2 separate regions of the Mus musculus genome follow, and region 2 is linked to region 1. The links are chromatin loops, found by intact Hi-C in ENCODE. Cell type or tissue: left cerebral cortex. All regions are shown on one strand. Links, peaks and the distances in the headings refer to the core of each region. The heading gives the core; the rest is flanking DNA.

Evidence for each region. A loop is a pair of places that touch in the nucleus more often than their neighbours do. Peaks named below come from ENCODE experiments on the same cell type or tissue, not always from the same donor. Only the 100,000 strongest peaks of a DNase experiment are listed, where the experiment ranks them.
Region 2: it touches region 1 in a loop (2.6-fold over the local background); 2 of 42 quality-filtered maps call a loop at or near these places.

Annotation. Positions count from the first base shown.
Region 1 is chr9:113,188,246-113,196,586 of GRCm38, reverse strand. It overlaps Gm4657 (a long non-coding RNA gene), which reads left to right. Exons shown (of 3, transcript XR_871299.1): 2 at 8,247-8,341. Among named protein-coding and RNA genes, the nearest start is that of Gm4657, 7.2 kb to the left of the region's middle. In left cerebral cortex, for the core only: no CTCF peak of the experiment used is centred there; DNase peaks (open chromatin) are centred at 805 and 5,193; H3K27ac peaks cover 2,883 bases.
Region 2 is chr9:113,494,909-113,503,249 of GRCm38, reverse strand. It overlaps AU023762 (expressed sequence AU023762), which reads left to right. Exons shown (of 5, transcript NR_040760.1): 3 at 1,897-1,993; 4 at 4,178-4,227; 5 at 4,645-6,504. Among named protein-coding and RNA genes, the nearest start is that of Gm36540, 30 kb to the right of the region's middle. In left cerebral cortex, for the core only: no CTCF peak of the experiment used is centred there; a DNase peak (open chromatin) is centred at 3,807; H3K27ac peaks cover 629 bases.

The sequences.
Region 1 (8,341 bases), core at 252-8,251:
AGCAGTTGGGAGGCAGAGGCAGGAGGATTTCTGAGTTTGAGGCCAGCCTGGTCTACAGAGTGAGTTCCAGGACAGCCAGGGCTACACAGAGAAACCCTGTCTTGAAAAACCACCACCACCACCAAACAACAACAACAAGATTCTGTCATTCCAGTCAGCTGGGACTGAAGAGTCAGCCATGATTAACAAGAGACCAGTACCACTGAAGTGAAACCTTTGCATTACTGGGACAATTGATACTGTTTAGCTGGACCTAAGAAATTAGTGGTGATTCAGAAGAGATTAGCATCACTAAGGTGAATTCTTCTGGGAAGGGTTCTCTCAGAATCAATATAGAGAAGCTGTGTTCTGGAGGTGGCCAAGGTTGTATCTCGCACTGGCAGCCAAACTTGGTAGTGTGAGAGTCACCCAGGTGGTACTGATTTTGAAGGAATGAAGGGGTCATGGAGAGTAGCTGAGGCTTGGCACTGGGAGAGGCTGGGAGAAGCTATTAGTGAACATGCAATCCCAGTAGCAGTTGAAGGCCCAGGATTAAAAGGGTTAATCATGAAGAGGGCCCAAGAGAGACTAGTGGGCAAGCACAGCCCAGTTGGAGCCCAGATCTCAGTATTTGGAGATACCACCATTATGGGATGACCACCAAGAACAGCAGCAGCAGGGAAGTAGACCCAGATTGAGTTTAGAAGATAAGTAGTGGATGGCGTAGAGATGGGAGCTGCAGAAGCAACCCTTTTAGAGGAGCTCAGAAGATCGTGAGTGAACTGCAGACAACGGACACTGAGTTATTTACACTACTGGAGCTTGGTTTGCCTCAGTTCAGATTGTGACTGTGCCCTGCTTCTTCCTTCTTGTCGTAAGAAAGTATGTAAGTTATTTTTGATTTTACAGAAGCCCACAGTTGAGAGACTTCAAACTTAAAAAAAGATATTCTCAAGTTTTACAGAGAATTTAGATTTTAAAAGAGACTGGGTATTTTTAAAAAGACAACTTTTAGAGTGTTTGGATTTGTAAGGCTGTAGGACTTTTTAAGTTTGTAAAATGTTTTATATTGTCATGTCATTATTAATGTATTATCTTGTGAATGAATAAGTAAGGAAAGGCTATGGCTTAATAATGATGTGTTTGTATGTCAAGTTGACAAGGGGTCAGCTATCCCGGCTAGTTTTATGTAAGTTTTAAGTTGACTGGGTACAAGCTAGAGACTTCAGAGAGGAGGGAGTCTCAATTGAGAAAATGCCTTCCTAAGATGATCTGTAGACAAGCCCTTGGGGCATTCTCTTAGTGACTGAAGGGGGGCTCAGCTAATTGTGGATGGGGCCACCTTTGGGCTGGTAGTTCTGTGCTTTATAAGGAAGCAGGCTGAGCAAGCCACCTGGGGCAAGCCAGTAAGCAGCACCCCTCTGTGGCCTCTGCATCAGCTCCTGCCTCCAGGTTCCTGCCCAGTTTGAGTTCCTGTCCTGACTTCCTTCAGTGATAAACAGTGTTGTGGAAGTGTATGGAAAACAGTCTTTCCTCTCCAACTTGATTCTGATAAGGGTGTTTCATCACAGCAATAGTAAGCCACCTAGGATAGCTATACAGCCTGGCTGACACTTTGTCTCTGTTTCAGACTTCTGGGAGAGAACCCAGGTCCACTTCTGACCCACACCACTGTGAGCGGATACATGCGTGTTTTTATTTTTAAGCCACAGTAATTTGTTATGAATTGTTAGTAAGGGAACGCAGGAGAGCACATGCATTCTTATTTGTTTTATCTGTGTATCGCATTCCTTGTGTCTATGAAAGCCACACTACTTTTGTGCTGACAGTTTCTCGGGATGTTTATCCATTCACTGGTATCTTGAACTTAATATTGGTACCAGATAAATTTGTAGATCATAATAATAATTATTATGTCTGCAGGTATTTGCAATGATGAAGATTCTAGGGCTCCATGCACACTAGTCAAGTGTTCCACCACTGAGCTATATCCCAACCTCTCTAACTTCAGTGGCCAGCTTTTGAGTCCAGTGGCCATCATATTACACCGACTAGCATAGAGTAATGGTCCTCAACTTTCCTAATGCTGTGACCCCTTAATACAGTCCCTCACAATGCGGCAACCCCCAAACATAAAATTATTTTCATTCCTATTTCACATCACTAATTTTGGTACTGTTATGAATTATAATATAAATATCTGATATGCAGATGATCTTAGACCACCCCTGTGAAAGAGTCATTTGGTCCCAAAGGAGCCACAACCCAGAGGTTGAGAAACGCTGGCCTAAAGGAACGTGTTCCTAATCCTTAAACCCAAGGATGCGTGTTGAGAGATTGGGAAAACCGGTCAGGCTACAGAGTTTTCTCTGGTCTTTAGAACATCGAGAGTTTTCCCTAGGAGTCCCTATCTCATCCTTCTGGGGATAGGCAAGTTATATAGGATATATACACAGGGCACAAACACACACACACACACACACACACACACACACACACACACACACACACACACACACAGAGGTAATACGCACATATAGAACAGGAGAAGTAGAAGTCTTGACTCTTCCCAGCCAAAATATCTTTAGCCAAATTGAGTGTCTTCTCATAGATACTAACTAAGAGTAACCTCCCAACCCCTACCCCAGGCATTGAACTCATATAGTCCAATGCTTAGTCATCAGAAAGTAGAATTGTTTGGAAGGATTAGAAAGATTAGGAGGTGTGGCCTTATTGGAGAAACTGTGTCACTGGAGGGTGGACTTTCAAGTTTCAGAAGCTCAGCCAGGCCTAGTCTGTCTCTTCCCCTCCCCCTTCCCCTCCCCCTCCCCGCTACCCCTCCCCCCCTCCCCCCTTCCCCTCCTTCCCCTCTCTCTCCCTGTGTGTGTGTGCTACCTCTCTAGCACTTGCTTACATGCCAATATGCTTTCTGGCATTATGATAATGGAGTAAACCTTTGAAACTGTAAGCAAGGCCCCAGTTAAATGTTTCCTTTTCTAAGAGCTGCCTTGGTCATGGTGTCTTTTTACAGAAATAGAACAGCACCTGAAAGAGATACCTGGTCTTATTTCTGTTCTTCCTACATCCTCTAGTTTGTGGATAGTAGTCCCCATATGGCCAGAATAGATGTGTTCAGGCCATGAGGGAGGCTATGTTAATTTTTCCTCAGTTTCCTGGATGGTGCCAGATTGTAATTCTTCATAGCTCAGGTAGCTCCCTGGTAAGGGCATGATGTGCTGGGAGCATGTCACTCTCAAGAGCAGTGGTTCTCAAAATCTAGCTGCATCATAAACACTGGAAGGATTATTAAAATAAAACCCAGGAGGTTTGGGAGCTGAGATGGTAGCTCAGCCAGTGAAAATGCTTTCAGGGAAAGGAGGAGAACCTGGGTTTGACCTGAAGTGCTCACATACAACTCCATGTGTGTCTCACTCTTGTAATCTCAGAGCTGGGGAAGTGGGGACAGGTGGATCCTCTAGGCTTGCTGGCCAACAGCCTAGCTGTGCTCTTTACTTTTCTGTTGTGATGGTAAAACACCATTGACCAAAAGCAATGTAAGGAAGCAAGTCTATTAACTTACAGTTCCAAAACAATAGTCTCCTCAAGGCAGGGGTGACACAGCAGGAAGCTGGCTGATCACATTTCATTCATATGCAGGAAGCAGAGGGTAGGTCACTAAGAGGGGCGGCTGCAAACTCTTAAAGCCTTCCCCTGAAGTGAAGTGCTTCCTGTCACACACCATACCTCCGGGTTCCATGACCTTTCTGAAGACCAAGTGTCCACACTTGTGGGTCTGGTTTGGTACCTGATAATTTTCATTTCCGACAAGTCCCTAAGTTGCTGATGCTGCCTGCCTAGAGACTACACTCGGCCTACCATTGCTCTGTGGACATGTTTCTCATGAGGAGGGCTTTCTTTTCACATCCAGACACTGTCTTGAGCCACTTGATTTCCTGCAGGAGTTAACCAATGTGGAAGTTGTTTTCAAATATTTTCTTTCACATCTAGCGTTCTCTCTAGTTTCTAGTTGCAGCACACATACCTCTTGTATTTTGATGCTTTAATCAAAACTATCAATTTAGACATTTTGTTTATAGGAAGAAAAAAACCTGTAAGACATTTTCCACTGTTCAGGGAGACTGTGTGCATTAACCAAGGTGCTGAGTGCATAGCAGAGAAGAAAAGTAGGTCTCTGCTCCTCCTTGTGTTCCTGGCCCCACCCTTACTATGAGCTTGCTGGTGGGATGGACTCTTAAGAACCTAAAGATCACTGAACACAACAGTAAAAAGTAATTTGGGGGCTGGAGAGGTCACTCGGTTTTTAATGTGCTTGCTGTGCAAACATGAGGATCTGAATTTAATTCCTGTCAAGCCTGGGCACAATGGTCCATGCTTTTATATGTCAACACTAGGGAGGTGGATATATTTGCATCCCTGAGTCTTGCTAGCCATCTAGCCTAGCCTAATCAGTGAGCCCCAGGTACCAGGGAAGGACTTTTATCTTAGAAAATAAAGGGAGCAGCTTCTGATGAATGGCACCAGAGGTTGACTTCTGGCTTCCAGATATGCTCGCAAGCCCGAGAGCACTCGTGCACGCGCACACACATAGCACACACACACACAAACACACACACAAACAAACACACATATCAACACATGGATAGGAATACATGTGAATTTGGACACACGCAGGCACATGAACCAACACATATGAACATGAACAAACACACATGCCAACACATATGAACATAGACACACACATGCACACACACACACACACATGAACAGGGACACACACATACACACTAACATGGACACACACATACCCCACAGGCAAAAATAGATTTTTGAAAGAAGCAATGCTGGCAGAGTTCGATAGCCAGCAATTCCTTTGCAAGGATTTAGGTGCTGATCATGGACTCATTGGATTCCCATGGTCCATAGCCTGTGAACCAACCAACCAACATGATTTTGAGGAGCAACTGCTACATTCTGAAAGTTCACTTAGATGACATGCTCAGAACTTCTGAGTCTTGGAGAAACTCCCAAAGAGCTGTGGTTAGCCCCAGCACTGTGATCCTCTGAGTCCACAGGCTTCCCACATAGCAAGAGAAAAAGTTGAGATTTTCTGCTGAGGCCACAGCAGCCATGACACTGCTTCAAGGCAGCAAGCCATCTGTAAAATGTCTAGAAAGGCAAGTGCGTGCTATCTTCTTTCTGGTCTCTAATTTATTGGCAGAGAAATGTTAAGTAGACTTTTAAAAAAGAGTCGCCATATTGCAGAAACAGCTTGAAGGAAGATGGATTTGGGAAAATAGAATTTGCTGCAGGAGAGAATCCAGGTCTTGACAGGGAAGGCACGTGGCCTGTGTCACAGCCCATGTGGCCTCCCTGAGTAAAGGAAACTTTCTCTACTGCAAAGAATCTTGACACCAGTGACATTGCTTGAGCAATTACTTTGAGCAAAATCTTGTGGTCCATGCTTTTCTACAATTAATTCTTTCGTTCCTCTTTTACCAAACGTACGAGTTCGTTATTATTATAATTCCAGTGTGATAAGTGGGGGAAAGGTTATCTCTCTAAGGTTGTTGCATGGCGGATGACTAATAGAGTTGGAATGTGGAGTTCTGCTTTGTCAGAATTCAAGCTACAGAAACACTTAAGGGAGGCCAAGCTTCATTGTTCAGAACAATTCAATAACTCTGTGTACGCCTTGAATTATATTTTCCTCAAAATATGGGGTGAAGGAGCGGCTCAAGTGTAATTGATTTTGGAGACAGTGTCTCTATAAAAGCAATTGAAGGAAGTCTCATGGATAGAGTTCTTACTTAAAAAAAAAAAAGAACTTGGGATGTAACTAACTTGCACAAAACCTTATGTTAGATTCTTAGCACCATGGACAGTAACAGCAGCATACCTAACAATGACAAAACAATAAAGCACCAACAACCCAGCAAGAAACAAAAGATCCCCCAGTACCAGTGGCTTGTGAGTATATAGAAATGGCCACCGCAGGGCACAGCATGAATGTGGCCTTCTGCAAACCAAGAAAAGGGGCTTCAGGGGTCCCCAAACCTTCTGGCAGTCTGACCTTACATCCGCAGATAGAGTACTGTAAGGAAATGGGGCTTTGGCTTCAATCCATCAGCATCTGGCATTTTGGGATGGCAGCTCCAGCAATACATGCTGCCTCCATGATGGATGGGTTCTGCTTTCTCACCCTTGACTTTGATCATATGACCCATGCTGGTTGGTAGAACGTTGACAGGCCCTATGTGGACAGAGGATGGAAGAGATTCAGGTGTTCCCGTGTGCATTCTCTTGCTCATACTCTCACTGTATGGAGACCTGTGAAAGAGTGTCTCCAAAAGGATGAGATGTACGGCAGAGCCTCATGGCATGAAGCAGAGGGAGCTGCATGGATCCTGTCTAACACAGGCAGCCCTCAGAAACGGTAGTCTACAACCAAGCCTTCTTTCCCCTGGAACATGAGGCCTGGATCCACAGCTGTTAGTGACCATTGCTTTAAGCTCCAGAGATTTGAATGGTCTGTGAGACAGCATTTTTGTAGCAGCATATCTATTAATAACCAAGATCAGAAGAGGGAATGTCAAACATTTTGCAAAATCACATCTCTGATAATTCATTGGGGTGGGGAGGAATCAGGGTATAAGAAGGTGAATAAAGGGTAGCTCTCTCTACTTGTTCTTCCAACAATTCTAATTGGGAGAGTCTGTATTCCTTTAAATATGACTAGAATGGAACTGTAAACTCATTCTGCTTTTTTCCAGAACAATATCTGCAGAAAGACACTTCCAGGTAATAGAGAGAGGGAAAGGGGTATGGGAAGGGAGAGGGGAAAGGGGAAAGGGGGAGAGGGAGGGAGAGAGGGATAGAGAGAAAGGAGAAGGAAGAAAGGAGAAAGGAGACAGGAGAAAGGAGAAAAAGAAAAGTGAAAGAGGGGTTAGACTCTTTGTTTCACTTCTTCTTCTCAATTCAAATGACTTGGCCGGTGACACTGGCTAGGAGCTCATCCTGTTATCCAGCCTATCCCTCTTGGTCCAGCCTCCTTTGGTGTCAGGAACTTGCAGGAATCAGGGTAAAGCAGGGAATGTTGGAGAAATACAAATCTATAGGGAGGTTTCCAGTATTTAGGTATGAGCATTTAGCATAGGTGTGCAGGATGGAATGTCTTCCTTACTGGCTCAAGTAGTTGTGAAGTCTGAGATTATAAGTATACAGCTTGAGGTATACAGGGGTGGGGTCCTAATCTCCCACATCTGGAAGAGCCTACTAAGATCTTACAGGAGAAGAGATGTTGTCAGGTAGTGTGTAAGTTGTTGCTTGACATTGGAGCCCTGGGAAATAGTTCATTTTTTCAGCTTTAGAATTTCCTTGTCTTCTGACCCAGGAACTGCCTATTAAGCCTTTTTGAGTGTTTATTCCTTTACCTTGTAAAGTTTATTACTTTACAAGGGCAGTGATAATGTGTCCCTTATGGTGAAAAAAAACTTCTGTAATTCTAGAATTCATATTAAACTTAAGACTTTAGTTCAGGAACATGTCGCAGATGGACACTTATAAGTATAATTTCAAGATACTTAATTTATCTGCCCTGACATTCTTCCTGTGCTGACAACCCAAAACTCCCAAGTAGCCTGCCTTTCCTGGAGACACGGGGCTCAGAATGCCAAAGCTAGGAGAGGACAAGATAAAATTTTTACAAAACCTAGGAAGAAGAGACAGTTCCATCTGCTCAGGTCTTAAGATGCATATGTAGTCTGCAGTCCCAGTAGAGAAGCCTGGTGCTACACATTCCTCCAAACGAGAATCTTCTAGCAGCTGACCTGTCATCATGTCGCCCTGCTCTGTGTGGTTTCCATTGGTTGGTTAGATTAACCTGTTGCACAAGTGACAGGAAACCCACTGCCGACTGACTGTCAGCACAAGACATCTTGAATAGCTTCTAAGGAGACATTTCCTTACATCAAGTTCTAATTGAACTTTTCCTTTTGGAACCACAAAGAATAAATCCCATGCTCCCCTCTCATGAAGACTTTGGTATCTGATAGCAATCCTTATGTTTTCTGTTTTGTGGGCTTGCCCCGTCCCCAGTCCCCAACATCCATTCATCCCTTGTAACCTGAACGGCATCTCTGCATGCTCTTGGTGATAAGAAGTAGAAATTCAATGGAAGCTGAGCTCCACAGTCCACCCATGTGTTCATGTACTGAACTCCTTTTTATTGAATGTATCTTATGTTTCAGATGCCATTCATGGTGCTGATGACAGGGTAGCAAGAAAGTAGAGTCTACCCACAAGGAACTTGCGCTCCAGTGTGGAAATATGGATTCGCCTCAGT
Region 2 (8,341 bases), core at 61-8,060, 310 kb before region 1:
ATTCTCAACTATATGGTGAGTGTGAGGGCAACTTGAACTTGAGTTCCCGTTTAAAAGCACATGAGGCTAGTAGGAAGACTTTGTAAGTTTCCAGCCTGGCTAATGGAGATGACTGCAACATAATTCCTAAAATTTTTAAATTGCCATCTAATTTCGAGTGCTTTGGGCATTGTGAAGAAGTCCATACCAGAAACAAATGCTCTGCCCTTTCTCCCCATCCTGGTCGGTATTCTTCTAAAACATTCTCCCCCCAAACACTGCCTATATGCAGAAGCTGGCCACCACTTCCACAGACTTCAGCTTTCCCACCATATCCCTATTCCACACAGGCTTTTCTTTTACAGTAAATAGGTAAACATGATGCTGAGGGTTAAGACTGTAGGTCAGTGGTAGCATAGGGCGGCGGGGAATGTGAAAGGCCCTGGGCTCAGTCTCCAGCAATGAAAAGGAAAATGATGGCTTGATTCAGGTTGAAGGGGGTGAAGTGTCTTTTCTCAGGTGGATCTATGGGTAACATGCTGGCTCCCATCAACTTACTTCAGGCATAATTTTCTTCAAAATGGTTATTCTGGCTTTGAAACTGGAATGGTTATTCTCTTATGGATATCATTAGAAATGGTAACATTGTTATAACATCAAGACATAGCGTCAACTTCGACATTCCTCTGCTTCAGAATCTTCTCAATGGATACTTTGGCTAAGGTGAGCACAAAAGGTTGACTTTGTTGCTTATTCCTTTGACTTTTATATCAATTATATATTTGTACCTTTGCATGGAATATGGTTACTTATATATGTGTACATGAATAAAATATGTTTAATAAGCATGCATAAAATATATGAACTTAAAAACTGTTCCCTGGTGGAGCATTATAGTCTTGGTTGAAATATCTAAGTGACTTTCAAAAGAAACCATTAGTTCCACTTCAGTGTATTTTGTGTCTGTGGAGGAGGTCACACTCCGCACAGCTATGATTCTTAATTTTTTGTTATTGTTTTATAAGTCCCCTGAGAATTCTGGTCACTTTTGTGAATAGGACAGGACAAATTAAAAACAAAGCAAAACTGGTGAGCCTGTTGCTTGTGGGGTAGACAAATATTTCAAATTTAATGTCTTGTAAATTATTACCTTCCAATTTTATTCATCTACCTATCTCTATCTCTGTCTCTGTCTCTGTCTCTGTCTCTGTCTCTGTCTCTATCTCTATCTCTATCTCTATCTCTATCTCTATCTCTATCTCTATCTCTATCTCTATCTCTATCTCTACCTAATACCCACACACATACACACACTAAAGGAGTAATGATATAGTTTCTTTTCTGTTGCTATGATGAAACATTCTGACGCATAGCACCTTGAGGAGGAAAGGGTTAGTTTAATTTATACATCCAGGTCACAGACCCTCATTGAGTTATGTCAAGGACAAAACCCAAGGGCGGGAACCTGCTGCAGAAACCATGGAGAAATGCTGCTTGCTTAGCTAGCTCCCATCTATATCTGAGGACACCTGCCCAGGGAATGGTGCTCCCTGTAGTGGGGATCTTCTTATATAAACTACTAAACGAGACAACCCTTCACGAATATGTCTATAGACCTATTTGGAAAAGATAGTTACTCAGTTGAGACTCTGTTGGGGTGATTTTACACTTTGTCAAGATGACAAAGTTGACTAGGACAGGGGCCTTTACATTTGTGGCAGATTGTAAAGCTGCCCCTTATCTCCTCTGTCTTTGGAGTGTCTGTGACTTTAGTAATTCCCCAATAAAGGAATGCCGTCCCTTCCTCCACCTCTCACATGCCCTGACCCCTGACCAGCTTTGCCAATAGAATTTGGGGAAAATGATGGTTGAGTCTTAGCCTCATAAGATACGGTTCATTTTCCTATCTCTTTCCAGGGTCCATCTTCTGCTTTCATGATTGTCCCCAAGCCAGAGTGATGGAGGATGGAGAGAGAATGTGGATTGGTACTAAGGTGTCATGTGACTGCCTCAGGTGAGTAGAACTCTTTGCTGCTGCTGCTGCTGCTGCTTAGCTGAGAGGGAGCCCAGCCAGATCAGAGAGGCATGGTTCAGATCTGCAGAATCACTCATTTAACTTTTAAACTTATAGGTAGCCCTCCAAACTTGTCTTAAACCAGTACATTTTAGGATAGTTTTTAAAATGATAATAAGTAATAGATAATAAAAAGTATCCCAGAGAAATGCAAATCAAAATAACACTGATATTTCACCTCACACTAGTCAGAATGGCTAAGATAAAAAATTCAGGTGACAGCAGATGCTGGTGAGGATGTGGAGAAAGAAGAACACTCATCCATTGCTGGTGGGATTGCAAGCTGGTACAATCACTCTAGAAACCAGTCTGGTGGTTTCTCATAAAATTGGACATAGTACTACCGGAAGATCCAGCAATACTATTCATGGGCATATATCCAGAAGATGTTCCAACTGGTAATAAGGACACATGCTCCACTATGTTCATAGCAGCCTTATTTATAATAGCCAGAAGCTGGAAGGAACACAGATGTCCCTTAACAGAAGAATGGATACAGAAAATGTGGTACATTTACACAATGGAGCACTACTCAGTTATGAAAAACAATGAATTTATGGAATTCTTTTAAGAATTTATGGAATTCTTAGGTAAACTGATGGATCTGGAGGATATCACCCTGAGTGAGATAACCCAATCACAAAAGAACACACATGATATGCACTCACTGATTAGTGGATATTAGCCTAGAAACTTAGAATACGCAAGATACAATTTGCAAACCACATGAAACTCAAGAAGAAGGAAGACCAAAGTGTGGATACTTCGTTCCTCCTTGGAATGTGGAACAAAATACCCATGGATGGAGTTACAGAGACAAAGTTTGGAACTGAGATGGAAGGAATGACCATCCAGAGACTGCCCCACCTGGGGATCCATCCCATAAACAACCACCAAACCCAGACACTATTGCATATGCCAGCAAGATTTTGCTGATAGGACCCTGATATAGCTGTCTCTTGTGAGGTTATGCCAGTGCCTGGTAAATACAGAAGAGGATGCTCATCTGTTGGATGGAACACAGGGCCCCCAATGGAGGAGCTAGAGAAAGTACCCAAGGAGCTGTAGGGGCCTGTAACCCTATAGGAGGAACAGCAATATGAACTAACCAGTACCCCCAGAGCTCATGCCTCTAGCTGCATGTGTAGCAGAAGATGGCCTAATTGGCCATCATTGGGAGGAGAGGCCCTTGGTCTTGCAAAGATTATATGGCCCAATACAGGGGAATGCCAGAGTCAGGAAGCTGGAGTGGGTGGGTTGGGGAGCAGGGCGGGGGGAGGGTATAGGGGACTTTTGGGATGGCATTTGAATTGTAAATGAAGAAAATATCTAATAAAAATTGTTTAAATAGTCAAAAAAAATCCCAGAAAGTGATTTCTGTGAGTAAAGGGTTTATGTCTGATTCTGAAGTTATCATGAGCACCTAGAACATAAACACCATTTATCATGAAATGTTCGTAAAATGCTAGAGTACGATAAGTGTACTCTGCTTAGCTTCCTGAACTATAGGGGCTTGTGTGCTATCTAGAATGCCACACGTGGACTTGGCACTGCACTGGCATCTTGTAGACCGTGGTAGAAAGTGTGTAGTAAGCAAAGCTAAGATCTTGAGTCCCCACATCTCAGTAGACTTATGTCGCCAGGGAAAGCCATCAGCTCATTCCTCTTCTCTCTAGGAGGATTCAGTCATTCCTAGCCATTGCTGTGTGATGAGCTGCCTCTCTGGAGACAGTCCTTCCCACTCCAATTAGCTGAGTCATATAACGTGTTCTAGCTAAGCAGATGTGGGCAGAAGGGATGTATATTGCAGCCAATCAGAAGCCCTGAAAGTTCCTGCTCATAGTCCCAGTTCTCACTCTCTTTCTGTTACAAGGCTCAACATCCTGAAAAAGTTGGGGGGTAGGGGAGCAGATGCCTCAGCCTGAGTCCTGAAAGAAAACCTGCGAAGTCGGGGGGTCATAGCTTGCTCACCACCAGGTGAGGAAGGAGGATTATGGTAACAAGATTTGGTGACTGGACGTCCTCCAACTTTTTGTCTTTTGACCTTGAGGCTTCTTTGTAAGGAACAAAACACATCTATCTTGTTTGAAACACTGATTTGTGCTTTCTGTTTCTCATGACCAGACTGAATTGTAAAACATTTTTGGACAGTTTCATACACGGAGATGATGAAGGTAGGCTGTTTTTCACTCCTCAGTACTCCCTCATGTCCACTCCTTCTCCCATGGAAACCCTTCCCAAAAACCCTCCTCCTTCTCTCAAATCCCGTGCGTGCATGTGTGCGTGCGTGCGTGCGTGCGTGCGTGTGTGTGTGTGTGTGTGTGTGTGTGTGTGTGTGTGCGCGTGCGTGCGTGTGTGTGAAGTATATCGTGTGAGTGTGTGAGATATCTTTAAGTTTCTTCAGTTTTGTCTATACCTCTGAAGGAAATTACTTCCCTTCTCTCAACAACCATTAACTTCCAATAGTCCCCCTGGGAGGGGTGGGACTTCATGAGTTTCTCCTCCATCCATTATGAAATGTAGTAATTCTCTCCTGCCATCAAGATGCTAAAGTCTACCAAGGAAGCCAAGGAGGAACCTATCTATTTTAGGTTGGAGGAGAGGATCAGGAAAGAGCTGTTTGTACGAACGATCTCCTAGTGGACCTCCGGAAGAAGAAAAGGAAGAGTGAGATAAAGAGTGAAGGTCGGACAGCAGCAGCAGAACAGAGAAAAGAACACGCAAAGGCAGGAGAGCGCTGGACGAAGCCAGATATCTAAAAGGCAACGGGACCAGGAACCAGTACAGATGAGGCTGAATAACGAGGTAGCAGCCAGTTTGTGGAGTGACTCAGGGGCCAGGGCAAGGGATTTGGTCTTTCTTTCAAGAGCACTGAGAAAACATCAAACATAATCTAAAATAAGCCAACCTCTGGTTTAAAGAGATAACTGGATCAGCTGTGTGGAAAACAATCAGAGTCCTTACGACTCAGGGAGCCTGGGGTGGGAATTCCTTATAGAATGCATATGGATTCATATATGTTTTTATATTTTATATCCAAGTCTCTACTCCACCTGGGATCTTGCTCACAGCAACAGCTAAGGCTTATCCTTGAGTAGATATGGATAGCTATTTGCTCCAACGCCGTTGATTGAAAATGTCCTTTGCCTGTTGCTTTTCTATCACACATTTGGCATAAACTCATTTCTACAGTAGTTACGGTTGTACATTTTAGGTTATTGTAATGTTCTGGTCTGTCTTTCTCTTCTTGCGCAAAGTCTGTGCTGTCTCCTTTACTGTAAGTCATTTATCTCCATGATTCTCTAGGCTATTCTTTTTTTAAAATCTATTTATTTTATTTATATAAGTACACTGGAGCTGTCTTCAGCCATATGAGAAGGCACTAGATCCATTACAGATGGTTGTGAGCCACCATGTGGTTGCTGAGAATTGAACTCAGGACCTCTGGAAGAGCAATCAGTGCTCTTAACCACTGAGCCATCTCTCTAGCCCCTAAGCTATTCTTTTTAATCCCTTGTTTTCAAAAAATATGTTTTAGAGTCAGTGTGTCAAGTTATACACATACACACACACACACACACACACACACACATACACACACACACACACACCAGTCTAATGAGATGTACTTTTTAAAAAGCAACACCCTCTATTGAGGCTTTCATAATGAGTATCATATTGGAGGAAAGTGAGGTTTGTCTTAGTTTCTTTTCCCACTGCTGTGATAAAAAAGCCTGACAAAATCAACTCAAGAGAGAAAGGATTTCTTTGGCTTATTAGTCACAGCCATCACTTCAGGGAAGTCAAGGTGGCAGGAATTTGAAACAGATGTCACATTACATCCACAAATCAGAATCTGAGCAATGACTTAATGCATGTGTGCCTAGCTCAGTATCTCTGCTCAGAATCCCTTGCCTAGGGAATAGTGCCGCTCACTGTGGGCTCTCCAACCTTAATTAACATAATCAAGATAATCCCCCACCAGACATACTCATAGGCCAACCTAATATAGACATTCTCTCAGTGAGACTCCCTTTCCAAGTGATTCTGGATTGTGTCAAGTTGACAATTAACAATGACCATCACAGGATCTATAAAGAATTGAAACTTCCAGTCTGTGAGCACAGAATATCTATCAGTATATAGAGACTATCCTTGATTTTGATTTTTTTTCAATTGTGTTGTGTACTTTCCTGTTAAAATTCTCACATATATATATTTTAGATTTACTCCTGGATATTTAATATTTGGGATGCTATTGCTAATAGTCTTTTTAAAAATTTGTTTTTAAGTTATTGCTGGCATTAATAAATTCAATTACTTCTGAGCATTTATCTTTAGTAATATTATTACATTTTCTTGTTAATTCTAAAGTCTGTAGATTATTTTGGGTTATTGTTGTGCATATAATCCTCTCATTTTCAGACAATGGAAATAAAATATTTTCTTCCTAATATGTTTTGCCTGTGTTTATTTTTCTTACTGAGCTGGTTAAAGCCCACAGAATGATGACAAGGAGAACCGTATTTAACCTTGTATTAGACTCAGAGAGAAAAGATGTCATCTCGCACTTTTGTTTGATGCTGAGACATCAGTTCTCATGTTAATCAGGGCCTCTGTTAGCTGATAGGAGAATCTCCATGTATTTGTTGTGCTGAAACTGCTGGTTCATAACCTTTGACCTGCCAACCCCTTGAGATTCAGGACGCTGTATTCAAGGTTGCTGTTTAGCCTGCGTTTGCTGTGTAGCTGAAAATGACTTTGAACTGTTGATCCTCATGCTTCCGCCTCCGGAGTGCTGGGATGAGGAGTGCTGGGATGAGTGCTGGGATGAGGAGTGCTGGGATGAGTGCTGGGATGAGTGCTGGGATGAGTGCTGGGATGAGGAGTGCTGGGATGAGGAGTGCTGGGATGAGGAGTGCTGGGATGAGTGCTGGGATGAGTGCTGGGATGAGGAGTGCTGGGATGACAGGCACGTTCCACTGGGCTCTGCTTGCTGTGCTATGGTAGTTGCACCCAGGGCTTCCTGCATGCTGAGCAGACGCTCTATAAACTGAGCTAAATGCCAACTCACCTAGTTTTAAGAACATCAACAGATACATTTTTAAAGATGAAATGTAAGAAATTTCTTAGATGACATGAATTAGCTTCCTTATTAACCATATGTGGCAATAATTTTCATTTGTCCTTTAATTTTATCCATGGCATTTAAAAACACTGCCTCATGGAGAAAGTAAATCATATATAAATTAGAATAGTGCAATAAATCTCATGTATCTGTCCCTCAATTACATCCATTATGTATAGTTTTATTTACAGGTTGCTCTGATTTTTCCAAGTTTTACATATATCTATAGGGCCAAATATTTTACAACGTCTTCAATTCTGTAGGATCTTTTGATCCATATTCTTTAGTGCTGCTTATACATATTAATATTTTTCTGTTGTGTTTTGACATATAACATCTCATTTAAGATGCTGTTCTCTATTGTAACACGGAGCTGGGTACATTCCCTGAAAGATTTCCATCTTAAGATGGAAAGAAATGCGTTTTCTCTGGGTGGGATGAGCACGTCTTATATTCGTTTGATCAATCTTCTGTAGTTCTTTTACATCTGTGACATCTCTATTTTTATGAACTTCTTGGCTGCTATGCTTTATTGCTTTTTGATAGCACAAAAATATCAGATGCTACAGGTTTGCACACAGCTCTATAGTGTATAGCTTCAATTTACTTATTAAGACTGAAACAAAATACTCAAAAGTCGATTATAACAAATGTGTGCTGACTTGGTGTTATTTATGTTTTTATTTTTGGAGATAAAACCTCATGCATCCCTAATTGGACTTAAGACCCGATCAACAAGCGGGAACTCATACCTAGCATTGGAAACCTAGCCAAATACCCAGAGTTAGGGAGGCCACAGATCTTGGAGGAGAACCTACAATAGCCACTTTACTAAACCATTGTAGCCCCCGACTACATTCCAAATAATTGACCTTTTACCCACAGGTAAGTGTAGTCCACACCCCTCAGCAAAGAAACTTCTTTTTGCAATTGACAGAGGCCATTACAGAAAACAACAACCAGTCAAAATGAGTTGCTGAGCCCAGTCCCAATGGACAAATACATCTACTAAACAATTCCCACATCTAAAGCTCAGGGGACACTGCGGAAGAGGGGCAGAAAGATCCTAAGAATCAGAGGATCAGGGGATGTGCTGTGAGATTGCATCTCCTAGGACTGCCAAAAGCTGCACCCACAGTGTCTCACCAATGCGACTGCCT